Linked DNA regions of Homo sapiens: all the other regions are linked to region 1. The links are chromatin contacts, found by Hi-C or POLR2A ChIA-PET in ENCODE. All regions are on one chromosome and are shown on one strand. Each heading gives the region's core, a stretch centred on a gene start or an enhancer-like site at or near the end of the contact. The rest is flanking DNA. Distances are from core to core; before and after follow the strand shown. Region 1 overlaps PLCB1 (phospholipase C beta 1). Region 2 overlaps PLCB1 (phospholipase C beta 1). Region 3 has its middle 70 kb from the start of RNU105B.

Evidence for each region. Hi-C counts contacts between places; a loop is a spot of excess contacts on that map. ChIA-PET counts read pairs that join two places held with the same protein, here RNA polymerase II (POLR2A). Pooled maps may share reads with other maps.
Region 2: a map of endothelial cell of umbilical vein shows a loop between it and region 1 (2.2-fold over the local background). The contact joins two enhancer-like sites. A Hi-C loop is called at or near these places in 4 of 168 maps with a recorded cell type or tissue (HCT116, HepG2, endothelial cell of umbilical vein and 1 more) and 2 of 50 pooled maps. POLR2A ChIA-PET finds 5 or more read pairs at or near these places in 1 of 52 experiments (PC-3).
Region 3: a loop to region 1 is called in a map of ascending aorta, with 4 times the contacts of the local background. The contact joins two enhancer-like sites. A Hi-C loop is called at or near these places in 8 of 168 maps with a recorded cell type or tissue (Right ventricle myocardium inferior, aorta, ascending aorta and 4 more) and 12 of 50 pooled maps. POLR2A ChIA-PET finds 5 or more read pairs at or near these places in 1 of 52 experiments (PC-3).

What each region holds. Positions count from the first base shown.
Region 1 is chr20:8,853,027-8,856,967 of GRCh38, reverse strand. All of the region lies in intron 31 of PLCB1 (phospholipase C beta 1), which reads right to left. Among named protein-coding and RNA genes, the nearest start is that of RNU105B, 24 kb to the right of the region's middle. Within about 2 kb of position 2,232, at least 15 of the 41 ENCODE cell types and tissues checked have a DNase peak (open chromatin) inside an H3K27ac peak, as active enhancers do; they include ascending aorta, heart left ventricle and heart right ventricle, where a contact is called at or near this core.
Region 2 is chr20:8,811,116-8,815,056 of GRCh38, reverse strand. The region is part of intron 31 of PLCB1 (phospholipase C beta 1); the gene reads right to left. Among named protein-coding and RNA genes, the nearest start is that of RNU105B, 18 kb to the left of the region's middle. Within about 2 kb of position 2,061, at least 6 of the 41 ENCODE cell types and tissues checked have a DNase peak (open chromatin) inside an H3K27ac peak, as active enhancers do.
Region 3 is chr20:8,899,370-8,903,310 of GRCh38, reverse strand. No RefSeq gene overlaps it. Among named protein-coding and RNA genes, the nearest start is that of RNU105B, 70 kb to the right of the region's middle. Within about 2 kb of position 1,635, at least 8 of the 41 ENCODE cell types and tissues checked have a DNase peak (open chromatin) inside an H3K27ac peak, as active enhancers do; they include ascending aorta, heart left ventricle and heart right ventricle, where a contact is called at or near this core.

The sequences.
Region 1 (3,941 bases), core at 983-3,482:
TAAGTGAGAACAACTAAGACCAGGAGAACTTCCCAGCTCACCAGCTTGTGGATAATAATAAATGCTTATTGTTTTAGGCCCCTGAGTTTTGTGGTGGAATTTGTTATACAGCAATAGCTAACTGATACAACAAATTCATGGACTTAGGATTTTCTTCCACAAAGTGAACACACCCATTTAACCAGCACTCAGATCAATACCAGCACTCCATAAGACCTCTACCTGCCACCTTCCAATCACTAGCCATCCTGTCCCCTACCCAAGATAGCATATTTTCTAACTCTTCATATACACTGAATAATAATGTATATACTTTTTTGTGTCTGGCTCTTTTTATTTATTTATTTTTTTGAGACACAGTCTTGCTCTGTTGCCCAGGCTGGAGTGCAGTGGTGTGATCTCGGCTCACTGTAAACTCCACCTCCCTGGCTGAAGCAATTCTCATGCCTCAGCCTCCCCAGTAGCTGGGAACTACAGGCGTGTGCCCCCACGCCCAGCTAATTTTTGTATTTTTAGTATAGACAGGGTTTTATCATGTTGGCCAGGCTGGTCTCGAACTCCTGGCCTCAAGTGATTCACCAGCCTCAGCCTCCCAAAGTAAGCAACATATTTTTAAGTGAAAAATTGTAGGCTCCCCCAAATTTTATACAGTATAGGTTCAGTATGGTCCTTTAACTTACATTATCATATTTCAATATGATACTCCATATGATACCATTTTTATGAAGTTAAAACAACTAAGATAAAAAAATAAAGTGTTATAGGAATACATATGCATGATATATATGCACATGTATATCTATAACCATGTAAATATAAAAAACAGGAATATATACATGCACACGTTTCAGATTCATTGTTACCTTGAAGGGCAGAGGGTGGAGAATGAAAGGCCAGGGTACCAGAGGGGGAGAAACCAGTATTGTAGTTTTTGTGGTGTATATGGGTGTGTATTATATTATAAATACAGTAATATGGTCTTGCATGGACCAATGAGAAGGAGGTTGTTCATCCAATTTTCAAAATGTGTGTGTAGAGCTACCTAAATAAAGTAGGAGAACAGAAGGGAAGAAAGGGTTCTAAAAAATAACCAGTCTGTGGCAAATTTTACATCTGAGAAGACCAAAAAGACTGAAGACCACAAAATTTAAGTGACTTGGCCAGAAGTCATTCAGATATTCTTATGACATGAATTTGATATGAAGAAAATACATTTTAAAGGTAGTTTTCCCCCCTTATGGTTTATGGTTGAAGCAGATTCTATTTTCTTACAAATGCTGTGTTCTGATATTTAAAATGTTGTCTGGCATCATTAGGTCTCAATCCCTTCTTAGAACAAAATGTTCCTGCTCTCTCCCATTTGAAGAGTATTCTTTCTTCAGATGAGTTTTCTAAACTTTCCTATTAAACTTGCTGGAATGTGAATGGGGAAATTAGAAAGATTTTTGTTTTTTTGTGTGTCAGTGAGGTGATTCATCACAGCACATTTCTTAGAATTTGGAGGGAATCCTGGGTCTGGGAGTGCTGGTGACTTGGAACAGGTTCTGCTGCAGCTGGGTGAACTTGGTCTTTGTAGACTTCTCTCTCAAGTTTATCTCAAGAGGGGGATTTGACCAAAGAGTTAGAATGGAAATAATGGCATTCTTCTCCCATTTCTTATTTCTGACCTAACAGCACAACTCAAAATATACTCAGGTGTTCTTTTATCTTGTGAGATAACTCCCTAGAATTGGTGGGAGTGAGTGGGGGGGGAAGAATCTGCTCTCCCCTGCACCCCTTACCCCATTTCTGAAATGTCTGAATCTTTCTTCCTTCCAATCATATGCTCAAGAATATCAAAAAGAGAAAGATTTCCAAGTCAGTTCTACATTTTGATCACATCCCCCTATTAATCATATGTTTTTGCTACCATCTGCAACAGAGAGAAATTTTAAATTCATTGTGCATACATCGTTTAAAATTTCCCCTCTCCGTTATGTTATTTAAACTTTTCCTACATATCAATTAGTTTGAAATAATAAGTCTTTAGGCTATCCATTAATTGCTGTACTGTAGACATGATCTGTATTTAAAATTATGCAAGGAAAATTAAGCTGAAGCACGAAGGAGTCTTGGCTAACGGTGAAGGCTTCTTAGCCCTTCAGAGCAAGAACTGAGATAACGAGGACAGGAAATACACAGGAGGCTCCTTGCCGAGTTTGTCGTTCGCCAGCGTGGAGACGTGAAAACAGACTGCTCCAGCTGTGGGCTCTTCCTCGCTTTTCAGTTTTCCTTTTGAATTCTTACTGTATTTGGTCATGCCGAGGCAGAAGAAAACGATTGTCAGCCAAAGGTCCTTTTCCAGTAGAAATTTATTATAAATAGTTTAACAGCAACTTGGCTTCGTAATTAATTTCCCTACTCCCCTCCCCTTGCAAAAAACAACACATCTCCATTCTGTAATCTTGATTAAGTTTGTGGCAGGTAGAAGGGCCTGGACCCGGGAGAAGAGGAGAAAAAGGAGAGGTGTTGGGGCTGGTAGCCTTACTCATTAGTGCCTTGATTTTAGTAAACACCATGGTGTTATTGGAAGAAATATTACTTAGAATGAAGAAGAAATCACAGAACTCTCTGTTGCTTGTTCAGAGCCCCTGAGGCCTGGGACCTCTGCAAGATTCTCGGCTTCCTAATAACCAAGGCTCTAGGCAGTGCTAAAAAAAAATGCCCTCTGAGATCTGTCTGCCTGATCTAGTCCCACCCTGTTGGGTGGTAGTTTCAGCAACTGAGGACTGTGCAATTGAGTTTTGCACACTGGAAAAAGAAAGATGGAACGAGTGTTAGAAAGTGGCTCATGGGTGACATTTTTCAGATCTTCCCTACCCAGGAAAGTTTAAGTTTATGGATGTTTATTTTGCCTTTGTGAGCTCTTCCTTTTTTCCCTCTGGCTTCTTGTTTTTGCCTCATGATTAATCATTTTGACTGCAGATCTGGCAATGTCAAGCATTGTGGGGCTCCTCTTGCCCTCTAGTGGTGAAATAGTAAAGTACAGCACTCGAAATACCATATGCCCATTACGAGTAAATGGTTAGAGCTTGGGAGAACAGCGCTTCTTTGTTGAATAACGCTTTGAAGCTTACACACACAATCACATAAAATGCCTCAGCACAGGGGACTGTGGAAGGAGAAGAAAGCGTCTTATTCTGAGTGTCATCATTTAGGAGACTCACACAAAAGTAAGAGAATCTTTCTAGGGAAATGTTCTCTTTTCTTTGCTTGAACTGAAGTTGCAATTTAGAGGCAGTTACCCTTAACCCTGGCATTTTTTTTCCCCCAGTACAAGTGTTCATAGAAGCACCACATGTAATAGGCAAAAGCTGGAAACAACCTAAATGTCCATCAACAGTGGAATGGGTAAATGAAGTGTGGTGTATTCACATACTTTATAGCAATTTTTAAAAACCCGACTACAGCTATCTACAACAACAAAAAAAGAAGCCAGATGCAAAGAACTATAGACTGTATGACTGTTTATATAAAGTTGCAAAACAGAAAAACTAATCTCTGTGTTGACTGACATCAGAATAGCTGTTACTTCCGGATGGAGGTAGTACTGACTGGGTTGGAGCACGAGGGAAGTTTCTGGGGTGTTGATAATGTTCTGTATCTTGACACAAGTGGTAATTTCATAAATTCTGTAAAAATTTGTCAAGCTGCATACTTTTTATCTGGGCATTTAATTTTTTCCTGAGGCTATCTTATATGGACTAATAACCTACTTTATTTTATTTATATAACTAATTGTCATGAGCATACTATTGGATTTATTTCCTTATGTGCCCAAAGTTCCTTTGATAAATACTTTTTTTAAATTTTGTGATAAGCCATTTTTCAGAAAATTCAATATGCACATGTTTTCATATCATCTGTAAATTCATGCATTCTGTGGAAGTTGTTTTTAGAGA
Region 2 (3,941 bases), core at 812-3,311, 42 kb after region 1:
AAATCAAAGCGGACTGGGGTTTTTAGATAATGGACATTACACCTGTATGGTTAGTGTGGATTGCTGTGCAGCAAGACACAATCAAGTCTGCTCATTGGGGAATCTGTTTGCTAAGAAAAGCAAAAAGACGGGAGACTAGATTTCTGGCCTGGCCCTACTCCTGCCTGTAAGTGGACCTCTCTGGGCCTCTTTCTACATCTGCTAAATGAAGGTGTCAGTCCAACTTATGTCAAAACCATAGCAATGGATTAACAAATGTAAGAGATTAGTAGTGCACATGATACAAAATGCAAAGAGAGTAAGAGGATATTTATGGGAACCCATCCTTCCTACCTGTTATTGTTTCATAATATAATTTCATGGACAATAAAAGTACCAACATAAGCTTCTTTAGTTTAGAGAACTGTACCAAAAGCAATGAGTAAACCTGCCTTTTAAATATGTTTACACACACACACACACACACACACACACACACATGCAAGTACATACCATAGGTGGATAGGTGGATGAAAGAATGGATGGATGGATGGATAAATGGATGGATGGATAGATGGAACACTACTTATAAATCCCTGTCCTCCAATTTTAAGAGAGAAAAGATGTTAAAAGGAAAGAACTATTTTCTACTCTACTCTTTGATAAGTGAGTGACTATTGTAATTTCAAGATTGGAAATCTAGGTGTTAAATTCATTCTCGAAATGTAATATTTAGGTTTCTCAACTAAATTAGCTTCAATCCTTAGACAGAATGTTCCAAAAGGCCAGAATCCTGTCAGAACAAGGATAGAAGCATAATGCCATCGACAAACACCACACACATCTATACTCTTCATCTTGGGCTGTTGTAAAATCTCACACAATACCTTTTTCACATTTACTTTTGCTAATAAGACTTAAATACTGAGGGACTGTAGATATACGAATGATCATGATAAAGCTCTGACCAATACATCTAAGAATATAATTAGGCACAAAATTTAAATAAAAAGAAAAAGTCATTTCTAAAACTCCCAGCTGAACCCCACTTCTGGTAGTCACATCAGGGCAGAGGAAAAACCTACAAATCACATAGAAAGCTTCATTCACACTGGACCCTTGCTGTGGCAGGCATTCACCTATGAATTCCGCTACAGGAAAAATCAATTGAAATACCACCAGAAAAGTCAAAAGCCAGTTTGTCTATTAGGAATATTTGATTTTATTCATTAATATTTATTTATTTATTTAAAACAGAATCTTGCTCTGTTGCCCTGGCTGTGCAGTGGTGTGATCATAATTCACTGCAGCCTGCAATTCCTGGGCTCAAGTGATCCTCCCGCCTCAGCCTCCTCAGTAGCTGGGACTACAGGCATGTGTTACCATGCCCAGCTAATTTTTTAAAATTTTTTTAGAGATAGGGTCTCACTATCTTGCCCAGGCTGATTTCGATTTCCTTGGCTCAAGTGATCCTCCCACTTCAGGCTCCCAAAGTGCTGGGATTATAGGTGTGAGCCACCGTGCCTGGCCCTCATTCATTTTTACAACAAATCCATCACCTCCCAATGTTTCTTTCTGCCCCTTTTATTATGATGGTTGGGTCTTCTTTGAGTGTGGTGAAATAGTTTACTTTAGAGCTGGTCTCAGTAAGATATTCTGAGATTTTAAGTATGAAACAGACATTTAAAAACAAAAAAACAGATTTCTGAATGTAACAGCAGAATTGAGTCTCTCTTTCAGCCATGAAATAGCAAACATTTTTTTCTTCAAAAAAATGTGAGTTTAAAGGCTTTGCCTAAAAATCTTGCCAAAGCTTTCCGCGAGTGAGTAGACTTGGTAGAGAAATGTATTAGAAAAACAGGAAAATGCAGGCTCCACCTAAGCCAGTGTGCCTTTTGTTCCATGTGACCTAATGTTCATGAGACTGTTTGTTATTCACCTCATTACAAACATCTATCTGTCACAGCAGGTGTTGGGTCAGGAGAGGACGCGGTGTCCAGGAAACCTGAAATCAGGTTAGAAACCTCCCAGGCGACCAATTCCCTTTCAATTGACTCCGAGTAGCTGGCACTGCCTACCACAGTCCCTGGGCTGCCTGCTCGGGAAATGGCTATAATTTAAGTCACAGCGGAAACACTTCTCAAACCACTCTCCCAGAGGGCGTAGGAGCCACACTTCCCATGACAGGAAGGGAAGCTGCCCTAGTCCTTCTAACTGTTAAAGGAAATAGACAATTTCCTTATGGTTTCTTCAACATTTCACTCCCCATAGGATTGGTTTTACACGTTTTTTTGCATGAGTCAGTCTCTTTGGGTAAAGTTGAAGCTTGTAAAGTTGTCCTTCCCATTTTCAGCTCTCCCAAATGGTGGGTAAATCTATTCAGGAAATCAGTGTGTCTTCCAAGGGGGAGAAAGGCACAGACTTAGACCTGCCAGGCTGCTCTCTGCATCCTCATAGGTCTGTGCTGTGAAATGGTTGGTCTAGATTTCTCCATGGACACAAGACTGCTGGCCATTTGGGGCGAGATGCCCCGGTAGAGTCTGGCCAAGTCCACTCATTACTTGAGTCCAGCGGACTTCAGTTATGAAGTCAACACCAGAGGGAGCCTCTTTGTCTTGTCCCAGCTTTCACCAGCCCCCGCTCACACCAGCCCCCGCTCACACCAGCCCCCGCTCACACCACCATTTCCCATCACCAGGACATGCAAGAGCTTTCGTGTCCCTTCTAAGACACACAAGATATGAGGTGTCATGAGCCTGCTCCAGAATCTTCCGGATTTTCGCCTGGAGGGTAGAAGTCAGAGAGGTACATACAAAGTCTCATTTCCTGCTCTATTCTCTCTCTCCCCTTCTTCTTCCAACGATTCCAAGGCCTGAGGAAGAAGGGGGCAGGCTTTTCTCTTTTTCTATGTCTTATCCTGAGTTCTGTCATCTTTGGGTATATAGCAAGCAAGGCTCTAGCCCCCCAGATCTGACTTCCATGTTAGAAGAAGTTAAAGGAATTTGAAAAATTTGAAAAAAAAATACCTTCCTCTCTTGTAATCCCTGTTTTACAAAATTTTTCACTTGCTAATGAGGATCTTCTCTTCTAGTGAGTCCCATTCTTTCCTCTCCTGGAGCTATGACTCGACCTTGCTGGTAAAAATCCTACAGGAAAATGTGCTTAAGTACATTACCCCTTAATGGGTAAGGAAATATATGAGTTTATTATGTGCAAAATATTTTCCCTGCTATAGGAGGCTGAGTAAATACTAATTACAGAAAGGCACATGTGAAGCCTCTTGGTCTGTAGACACCTCAGTGTAGCAGCCAGGCAGGCCTGTGGCTTTCTGTATCGGCTCTGACGATCATGATGTAAGTTGTGTAAGTATTGCTGTTCATGTACTCAACAGCAAAAGAAAACCTAACATTTAAACAAGGTCTACAGAAATCCTTTATTGTTATTGTTCTGAATAATATATGCTGTATACTCATTAACATATTGTTCCTCCATTGAATATTAATTTATCAGAGGGAAAAACCACTCTGCCAACCATTAATGTAGGTGAAATATCTTTTTCTTGTTCTTCCTTGGCAATGGGGTTGATCTGCACAACTCAATATAAAATCTGCTGATGGAAGTGCACAGGGCTATAGAAGCAACTCTTTCATTTGATTTAGTGTTTCATGATAAACTAGACCGAACCATGAATTAGAAGGATTCATTAATCTCTTCTCAAATGGATTTTCCCTCCTATTTCCTCCATTACTAGACCAGATCCCTGCTTCCCTTCGAGTCTAAACCTCCAAATGAGTGTTAGATAAGCTGTCTCCTGTTCCTGGTCTCCTGTTTAATCCACTCTTACCTGGTTCCCTTCCCCACCTTTTGGCTGATTCCTCATTAAGATCAAGGCCAATAATGACCTCCTGGATACTAAAACCAAAGAAGACTCTCCTGTAGCATTCACCAACTTTAGACACTGG
Region 3 (3,941 bases), core at 386-2,885, 47 kb before region 1:
GTCCAAGTGCAAACAGCTAGTTAAGTGATGGGACTGGGGTTAGAACCAAAGCCTTTAGGCCTCAATTCTATTTTTTAAACTGGAGCGTGGCTTTGAATACAATGTCCAACCAGGGGAGCTCTGGACCCAACATGAGAGCAAATGCTTGTCTGAGGTATGGAAATTGACCCTAGCAAGTGTGACCAAGGCATACATTCTACTGATACATATTCACTGACTCTCTACCTTCCAGTGCATCCTTTGTGTATCTGTTTAGGTCCCAGGTTGCTGTTTTTTTCCTTTTTTTTTTTTTTTTTTTTTTTTTTTTTGAGACAGGGGTCTTCCTCTGTTGCTCAGGCTAAAGTGCAGTGGTGCAATCATAGCTCACTGTGGCCTCTACTTCCTGGTCTCAAGTGATCATCCTCCCTCAGCCTCCTAAGTACCTAGGAGTCATGCACCAACATGCCCAGCTAAGTATTTTATTTTTGGTAGAGATAAGGTCTTGCTGTGTTGCCCAGGCTAGTCTCAAATTCCTGGCCTCAAGCAATCCTTCTGCCTTGGCCTCCCAAATTGTTGGGTTTACAGGCATTAGCCGTTATGCTTGGCCCCAGGTCTTTTTTTTAAAAAAAAAAAAAGAAAAAAAAATTTGTGGAGAAACAAATGGGAATAATTGAAATTAATAAATCTGATTAAATCGTTGCTGTGAGATGTAGGACTTCAAGAAGCTAGGGAAGAGGAGTGTGATGTGTTATGCAATACAATTTGCCTCTATCTTTGACATCTCTTTGAGTCTTCATGGAAGATTTTCATATTTCTTGGTTGGTTTGTTTGATGAGACACTTGTGTTTCTTCGGAATGTAACCACGTACCAAGATTGACCATGAGGTAGCCCAATTATCTTGAGTTACACAGTAAATAAGAAACTTGAGAGCCTGGGTCAGTCTATCCTACTATCTCAGTCTACTTCCGACTAATATATACTTCTAGGTTTTCTATGCACCCTGGTTTTTGCATCTCCTACAAAACATCAGGTGTTATGTGGGGTTTTTTATTTACTCAGGCTTGAATTTGCAGCATGTTCACCTTGTTTCATGGTTCTTTTAAAAAATAATATTTTAAAGGAGTTTGTGATCAGAGACCATTGTAGGTATTCTCTATCCTCTGGTCCCCTATGGCTCAGCCTTAAAGAAATACTCTCTGTGACAGTAGTTGTCTTCTTTCTCCTTAGAAGGCATGAAAAGAACAGAGTAAATAAAACAATATTCTTAGCAAAGAAGCCACCCAAAGGCACGATTGATTTGTAGATTTCTTACATTAGGTTGCTGTCTTACATGAGAACAGCCTGCAAGGGAACCAGGACCCGTGGCAATGAAGGGAAAGAGAGGGCTTAGAGGCAGGGCACAGATGGGATGGAAAAACCTTATGGTCACTCCTCCTGAGTAATTACTTAAACATCTTAAATGAGACATTTTTAAATGTGTTCAGCAAGGTCATTAGCTGTGCATGGAGAAAGGCTTATTTTTAAAGTTTTGACGTAGTTCATGGAATGCTTTGTTCCTAATTTAGAGCACTTGTCCTGAGAGTTCCAAGTCTTCGGCATTTGCTTCCACCCACCACGTGTTTCGCTCACAGCAGGCCAAAATCCACTTGGGGTGACGTCCCAGAGTCCAGCAGCTCCATGGGGAGCCAGTGAGGCCTGAGAGAGAGGTTGTTCGGGGATGATTTAGAAAAGAACCCAGCTTTTCAAAAAGACACGTAGGATATGAGAGTTTGGGTTAGTTTCAGTAAGCATTCACTTCTTTCCCCTTTCTATTGTTGGTGGAGTGTCCTTCTGGGCCCTTTGAGGGTGTGCTTGGCTTTGTGACTTAACTTTGGTCAGTGATATATTAGCAGATGTGAGGCAAACAGAGACCTTAGCTGAACTTGTTCAATTAGGCTTAGCTCTTGCATTCTGGTGATCTGCTGTGAGGAGAGTTGCTGCTGGATAGATGCTGCTATTTCTCCCTGAATCTCAGAAGAAACACAGAGGGAGAAGACCTGAATGTAAGCCATAGTTAGCTGCCTCACAGTGTAAGGCAGAGCCATCCAACTGAGCCCAGCCTAGATTAGCCAGCCCCAAAATCTATGACTGTGATATTAATGCTTGTTGTAAGTTATTTGGGTATTTGCTACATAACATTTTTACAATAATAGCTGACTAATACACAGAGTTCATGATTGGTATTTTTTTTCCTGCACCTGGGTGGACATTTATATAACTAAACATGATAGTTTAAAACTTCTTCACACAAGATAAAAAAAAAGGCGGGGGGGAGCTTTAATTACCTTCAATCTAGAATTCTGAGACAAAAGAGTGGCTTTTTATAGAAGTGGTTTCCCCTCTAACAAAAATAACAGCTATCCCCAAAGTGAGCCTGCTGGAGAGCCAGGATTAGCAGATACCTAAGAGTGGTTGTGGGGTATTTACATTAATTGATTTATTTTGGACTATTAGCCTGGAGAGTCCACTGAAATCCTCCAACCCATAAAGACTACCTTAAAAATTGTCTAGAACGTTTTAAATTTAAATGGAAAAATGTATATTTTTAACTTCTTTTGAAAAAAAAAATCAGAGTATTAGGAGATAATTGTGCCTGCATTGCTTTCTGATAATACATATGGGAGCTGAATATCTGTTCCCTCTAGACTTCGTGTGTGCCTTTCAGTTTACTGACGTCCTTGACATGTTCTGTTACTCAAATTCAGCTGTCTCATGTGTTTTTGTTACTTGCCTTATCCTTGTGGCACTGAGATTTGTGATATATACTAGCTCAACAACCCTCACCCCATTTTAAGGAGTTCACAGAGGTAAAGGAAGGCACAAGTGCTTAGCACAGAGTAGATGCTCAAAAGGGTGGCCGTACATCAATTTTCCCAAGACAGTCCTGGGTAATACCTGATGTCCTGGGCTCATGTATCAATCTGTATGAGAAGTTATAGAGTTGTATGTGGCAGCTGTTACTGGCTTTCAACTGGCACCTCAGCTGAGCCTCTCAACTGGGGCAACTCACATGGCTGTTCTGTATGGTCTGGGCTTGCTCACAGCATAGAGGCCTCTGGGTAATCAGGCTTCTTGTATGGTGGCTCAGGGTGTCCCAAGCTACAAGGCAGAAGTTGTATCTGTTGCCTTGTTTGACTTAGCCTTGGAAGTCACACAGCACCACTGCTACCTTATTCTAATGGTCACAATCCTGCCCAGATTCAGGACAGGGGACATAGACACCACTTACTGTGCAATGACTAGGTAAATAGTAGCAAAGCCAAGACTAGGGCCAAGACTGCTTACTCTATTCAGTGTTAATTCTTCTGTACCAAGAAGCCTTATGCAGCATCATTCCCTATCACCTCTCCACTGACAATATAACAAATGAGCATCTATGTATTCTGAGAGCTAAGCCATGCATGATCTTCAGAAGATCTTGTAAAAATCTTGAAATTAAGGGCAAAATCTGTTTTTTTATTTGATATGCATATATTGGTCAGAGTTCTCTGTTGCAGACATAATTTAAGCATTTATTGAAGGGCATCAGATGACTCCCAGAATCTCTGAAAGGGTCTAAGAATTAGGCTGAAAGTTGGACAGCTAGGAACATCTCTAAAGTTACACTGCACAATGCTTCAGGGAATACTCTGATGCCCCGACTCCTGAACAGTCACTGCACCTCACTTAGATGCCATGCACTATAATGTACTAGTACCTCTGCCCACGCACTACTGTGTCTGAAATCTCAATGTCTTCACCTCCAACCTAGCCAGAGTGGATCTGTGAGTGCATGTGTTTGAATATCATTTGCTTTCAAATAGATGTCCTGTGTATATCTACCTGAATAGTTGATTATGGACCATGTGTCTGTGTCATAGATGCAACCACGGGAAGTGAATTTTTAGATTCTACTCCGGAGGTATGCAGATTAAGAAGGGGA